Regions from separate parts of the Homo sapiens genome. Here region 1 is linked to region 2. Evidence: read pairs that join two places in POLR2A ChIA-PET (ENCODE). Cell type or tissue: MCF 10A. All regions are shown on one strand. Links, peaks and the distances in the headings refer to the core of each region. The heading gives the core; the rest is flanking DNA. Region 1 has its middle 26 kb from the start of MIR8057. Region 2 overlaps LOC124904273 (a long non-coding RNA gene).

What was found. Peaks named below come from ENCODE experiments on the same cell type or tissue, not always from the same donor. Only the 100,000 strongest peaks of a DNase experiment are listed, where the experiment ranks them.
Region 1: POLR2A ChIA-PET joins it to region 2 with 16 read pairs; 6 of 35 experiments call an interaction of 5 or more read pairs at or near these places.

What each region holds. Positions count from the first base shown.
Region 1 is chr18:26,615,912-26,618,819 of GRCh38, forward strand. It overlaps a transcript of KCTD1 not described here. Among named protein-coding and RNA genes, the nearest start is that of MIR8057, 26 kb to the left of the region's middle. In MCF 10A, for the core only: no CTCF peak of the experiment used is centred there; a DNase peak (open chromatin) is centred at 1,490.
Region 2 is chr18:26,548,572-26,551,479 of GRCh38, forward strand. The region is part of intron 1 of LOC124904273 (a long non-coding RNA gene); the gene reads left to right. It also overlaps a transcript of KCTD1 not described here. Among named protein-coding and RNA genes, the nearest start is that of KCTD1, 1.5 kb to the left of the region's middle. RefSeq lists enhancers at 1-208, 274-915, 916-1,557, 2,200-2,841 and silencers at 464-693, 784-913, 924-1,023, 1,334-1,413, 1,874-2,168. In MCF 10A, for the core only: no CTCF peak of the experiment used is centred there; DNase peaks (open chromatin) are centred at 790, 1,280, 1,940 and 2,630.

The DNA of each region.
Region 1 (2,908 bases), core at 85-2,584, 67 kb after region 2:
TCCCAAGTAGCTGGGATTACAGGTGTCCGCCACCACGCCCTGCTAATTTTTGTATTTTTAGTAGAGATGGGGTTTCACCATGTTGGCCAGGCTGGTCTTGAACTCCTGATCTCAGGTGATCCGCCTGCCTCACCCTCCCAAAGTGCTGGGATTACAGGCGTGAGCCACTGCACCAGGCCCACTAGTGCTTTTAATTGTCATGGCAGACAATAATTTTTTTTAAGTGTTTCTTTTTTTTTTTTTTTCTTCTCTTTTTATTGTTGGACCTCAGGTGATGAGTTGGAATTAACCATACTCTACAGTACATGGCTCATCATCATGGGTCTGTGATTGATTGATTGATAGATTGATCAAATGCTTTAATCCCCATCCTCTCCCCTAAATTTACCAACCACAGGTGGCCTTCCTCATGGTTTTTAAGGTTTATTCCCTTGTTTTATATGTTCCTACCAGATGTGGATTGTTGTTTTATATGCCTATTTCTTTTTTACTCTGTACAACTCCCTCGAGGCCCATCTAAGACACATGTTTACAGCTAATCCCTTACATACATATATATATATATATACACACACACATATATGTATACATACATACATACACACACACACTCATATATACATAAAGAGACAGAGTCTCACTCTGTCACCCAGGCTGGAGTGCAGTGGCACAATCATAGGTCACTGTAACCTCCAACTCCTGGGCTCAAGTGATCCTTGGGCTTCAGCCTCTTGAGTGGCTGGGACTACAGACATGTGCCACTATGCCTGGCTAATTAAAAAAAAAAAAATTTGTAGAGACCAGGTCTGGTTACTCAGGCTGGTCTCAAATTCCGGGGCTCAAGTGATCCTCCTGCCTTGGCCTCCAGAGTGCTGGGATTACAAGCATGAGCCATGGCATCCAGCCTAATCCATTACTTGTAATGCAATCTAGACTTACTTTGCTAATCCACTCTCCTGGTGATGGACAGAGACCTTGCCTTTTGGGAGGCTATTTCAAAGAGAACAAGATGCTCAATCTCCATCAATAGTTTTACATATAAATTCAATTGTTTTGTATTTCAGTAATGTGGAAAACAAGCAAACCTTGCCATTATTATTATTGACCAAATAAACACAGAACTTTGCCCAGACTGTTAAGTGTACTCTGCCTGACCTTGATTTGGTGGAGTAAGGAAGAGAAAGGGGTGGGAATTGCTGGGTATGTCTTGCTCTGCTCACTTAACACCTATGAACCTGTGAGTAGTGGACTCATGCATTTTAAACAAATTGGCCATCCCAAAATAACCTTTCCAGGTCATTTCTCCAGGCTAAGTCCATTCAAAAACACTGCTCAAAAAACAGAGTATGTCTTGAATACTATTACATTCAGGGTCAAGGAACAGGCATTACAGTAATCCACAGAGCTAGTTATGTCAGCCAAGAGGAATGTATGCTGTCAACTGCCGTACAAAGATGTGTATCATAGCTGACGCTCCTCAACATATCTCTCTCCCATGCCGTGTTTGAGGAGCAAAGGCTCTTAATAGACAGGATGACTAACAATTTGGCTTTTGAAATATGATATGGGAAAATCAGGATAAACAAGAGTCTTTCCATCAATTGGGTACTATTATTGAGCTGAAAATATGAGAAGCTAGAGGGAATAATGTTTTATAAATGATGACATGTATTTTAAGTAGCCAACAATATTGTTTTAATGCATGTAATTTTTCAAATTATGCCACAGCCTCCTATGTGGTAGAGAATGGTTTTGGCATGTATAATGCGGTGTCCAAATCTCCCATATGTTGGTTATAATTGAACCAAAAGTTGGATAGAGAAATAAAAGAGTGTGGGTAGAAGAGATAACTTAGTTAAATGTATTTGTTTTTATCCCCAAAACCACAGCTGTGAGCTTGGCATTAAGCAATCAGAGGAAGAAGGAAGGAAGGAAGGAAGGGAGGGAGGGAGGGAGGGAGGGAGGGAGGGAAGGAGGGCAGGCAAGGTAAGGGAGGGAGAGGGAAACAAAAAGAAGGAAAAAAAAAAAAGGAAGACAGAAAGTCCATGTGAACTTTGAAGCTATAACAGTACATCACAGCACAAATAATTAGTTCTTTGTTGACTGGTTCCGCCTATGCCCAGTTACGAAGGCAGTGTTAATGAGGAAAAAATGCTGAACTTGGGTAAATAAGAAGACCTAGGTTTAAAAAAAAACAAAAAAGACTCTGGCACTCAAAGCCATGTGACCTTAAGCAAGTCTTTTTATCTTTCTAAATCTTATTTTTCTCATCTGCTAAATAGGCAAGACAATTATCTTACAAGTGGTTATGCAGACTCAGTGGGAATGCCCTTAGAAATTGTCAAGTGTTGTTCAAGTGTGAGGGTTCAAAAGAAAATTTACCTCCAAGAAGTTAATTGAATGGATTAGGAGATGAATCAGCATATTTAGTGTTGTCAGTACTCCTGTAGGATAAATTATGGTTTCAGAGAACCCTGCCAAGTGGACTAGAGCCTTTGCTTCAGGAACTAGGTGCATTCCACCTACCACCTACCTACTCTGTCCTCAGAGAACCGCAAATCAAGGACTCAAGAAAACACATTCTCAGAATAAACGATGCCTCTCTCTTCATCTTTCTCAGACACCCAGATCCTGTGATAAGGATAAAGGTGAACGAGGAAGGACCTTAAGGCAAGACTGTTTCAAGATTGACTCTGTGGGCCAATTTAATTTACAGTTCTGTACACGACTCGATGTGCTGCAAATCCAATTAGTTTCAACCATTTTCCAAATCAGGGTTGTTATTATTTAGAATTAAAGTAGTTGCATTTCTACTGATACTTGAAAAATTCAACTGTTTTCCAACTATTTTCAACTATTTTCCAAATCAGGGTTGTTATTATCTAGAATTAAAGTAGCTGTGTTTCTA
Region 2 (2,908 bases), core at 263-2,762:
ATGCGCTATATTGGACCGCAGCGCTGAGAGCTTTTGTGTTTAATGACCTTCAGCTACCGGGAGGCAAAGCCGGGCTCTTAAAGGAGCCGCGCTCCAATTGTCATTCCCGAGCGCAGCTCCGGAGGGGCAGCGGCGCGCAGGGGATGGAGGGGAGGGGGGAGGGGGGGACAAGTTAGACCGGAGAGATAGGGTAAAGGACGGAGGCTGACCAGACCTTCTTCCTCCCCCACCCGGCTCCCACTTCTAAGAAAACTTTGAAGGAAAAAAAAAAGGAAAGGGAGGGAGAGCTGTCGGTGGGGGCGAAACACTCCCAACTTACCCTCTGGCGGAGAATTGCGCGGGCCCGGGCGGGAGAGAGGGAGGGCCGGCGAGAGGGCGGGACGGTCTCGTTTCTCTAAGTAATGCCCGAGGAGCAGTGCCCCTTCCACTGCCCCCTCATTGCCCCCCGGAGCCGGGGGGTCGGGGCGGCGGCTGCGCCGGGCGGGCCGCGGGTGCTGCCGCGGGAAACCCGTGTCTGGGGCCGCCCGGAGCGGAGCGGAGCAGGCAGGTTAATGAGCAGGGTGGAGGAGGCACGGCGAGGCCCCGCACCCTCTCGGCGCCCGCGGCCAGGGCGCAGCGGGCGAGGCTTGGGAGCGGGATGGGGCTGGCGGCGGCGGCGGCTCCCCCACCTACTTGCTGGCGGCGAGGCGCGGGGGCCTGGGGCCAGCCGCGCGGCTCCCAACTCCCTTTCCGACTCTTGCAAAGGAGCGAAACACGCCCCACGTCAGCCACATCCCTTTCGACTTTTCCAACAGCCACATTTAAGCTGTCATTAAAGACCTGGGGCGCTCCCCGTAGGTCTGGGGCAAGTCCGCGCCGGTCCAGCCAGCCCCGGGAAGGAGCGAGGCAGAGAAGACTGGGAGGGGCCGGTGGGAGGGGAGACGAGGGAAGAGGCGCTTGGGACCCCAGGGGCCACAGGGACCCTTCCCCACCCGCCCAGGGCGCCGCCCTCCCTGCCCCTGAGCAAAGTGACACAACTCCCTCGGGCGAGGCGCTCCACCAAGCTGGAGCTGAAGTCTCCCTAAGGCCCATCGGGCAGGCGGAAAAAGCGAACTTGTGTCTCGGCCGACCCTGCCGCAGCCACAATTCGGCAATTCGGATCCGGAGCGCACTCTCACTCAAAGTTTGCCAACCGCCATTCGTTCGCCCTCCGGGCTGCGCTGCCTCAGGCGCGCGGGGGCGGGCACCTCGGAAACTGGAAAAGCAGCCAAAGAGCTCGCCGGGTCTCGCTTTCCCATAGGAGACACTGCCCCACTTCCAGCCAAACGCCCGCCCCCGGCGCGCCCAGGCTCCGGGCGCGTCCTTGCGTCGCCGCCTCCCGCTCTCCCGGCCCAGGGGCAGCTTCCCAGAGCCGCCGGGGACCTCGGCTGTTCTCTTAGGAGGCACAGCCCAGGCCACTCTCGGAGCTCGTGCTGCATCCTAACTTTCACCTTCTCCCGCAGCCCGTGTGTACCCTGGCGCGCGGGCCAGCTGCGAGTCCCTGGGGTGAGGGGACACGAGGGAGTCAGGTCCCCAGCAGTGCGCCCCGGTGCCAGGCCGTCCTGCTGGGAGGCAGCCTCGCCTGCTCCTCGGGTGCGTCCTCGAATTTACCTCCAAGTCCGAATTCTCGGCAGTTAGGCTGTGAGAGTTATGTCAACTGCCTGTTTCCCCCTTCCCTGGCCCTCCTGTCTTGCTCTCAAGGGAAGCATTTTACGCATCAATTGAAACCCATCCATCAATTTGCATTTTTTTTTTTTAAGAAAGAATGAAAGACCAGGTCTCAGGGCAGTGTGGGCTTCTGAGTGGGAGTTGACGATGTCTTTTTCTGCAGCGAACGCTGCTGGTCCTCCGCGTGCCTGCCCGGCCCTGGACGCCACCCGAGCTTCGGGGAAACCGCGCCAGGTGTGAAACAAGTTAGAGCAAGTCCCTGCCTCGCGGGCCGCCTCCGGCTCCTTAGGGAAACACAAGACACACAGACACACACACACACACACACACACACACACACACACACACCACGCTCTCATCCGCCCGGCTCTCCGCGGAGAACCGTCCGGGAATCGTCCCCGAGGTGCGGCGCGGGAGGTGGCCGGCTTTGTTCACAATGCACTGCCCGCCGCACCCGCCCTGGACACGTGCAGAAAGGCGTGCTCGTTTCTCCGAGGCTGCGGTGAGCAGCTAAGTTAGTTGCACACTGGGACCCCCACATACGAGCTGGCACACACTAGTCACACACGGCTAATTCCAGAGGGCTGGCCCTTTGTCCTGGGACGCTCCCAGGTTTTCGGGCCGCGGTGCGGAGAACTCAGGTGGGTGCCCGGCAAGTTACCTACCAGGGGCTGTTCCCCCGCGACCCTCGCCATAAGCGCAGGGACCCGGGGGCCGCGCTGGCTCCGGGCTGCGCTCCTGGCTTGGCAGGGGACCAGGCCCACGCTGCAGCCTGGGAGCGGAGCCGCCCCCCAGGTCTCCCCACCTCTGCGGGCGGCGGGGTCCACCCCCCTCCCACCAGCTCCCCTCCCTACTGGGCGAGCTGCTTTGAATTGCTCGCAGTTTGCCGGAGGCGGTGTGCTGGGTTGGACGCTCCGGGAAACAAAGCAACCCAAAACAGCTCCCAGTTGACGTCAACTTATTTCCAGAAAAGAAAATAGTTTTGTGCTCCCAGGACAAAATATCCCCCAGGGCAGGTCTCTACTGGCAAAAGTCAGGGGAAGGAGGTGGGGTGTAGCAGAACCGAAAAACCCCAAGCGCAAATAACTTTTTAACGGACTTGGAAAAGCAGCAGTTTTGGGTGCTGCTTGGACAGTTTGCAAACAACGGGCAGGACCCGCGCTTAAATTCGATATGAAAAACGCACCTTGGAAAGTATGCCTTGGCCTGATTATCGGGCAAC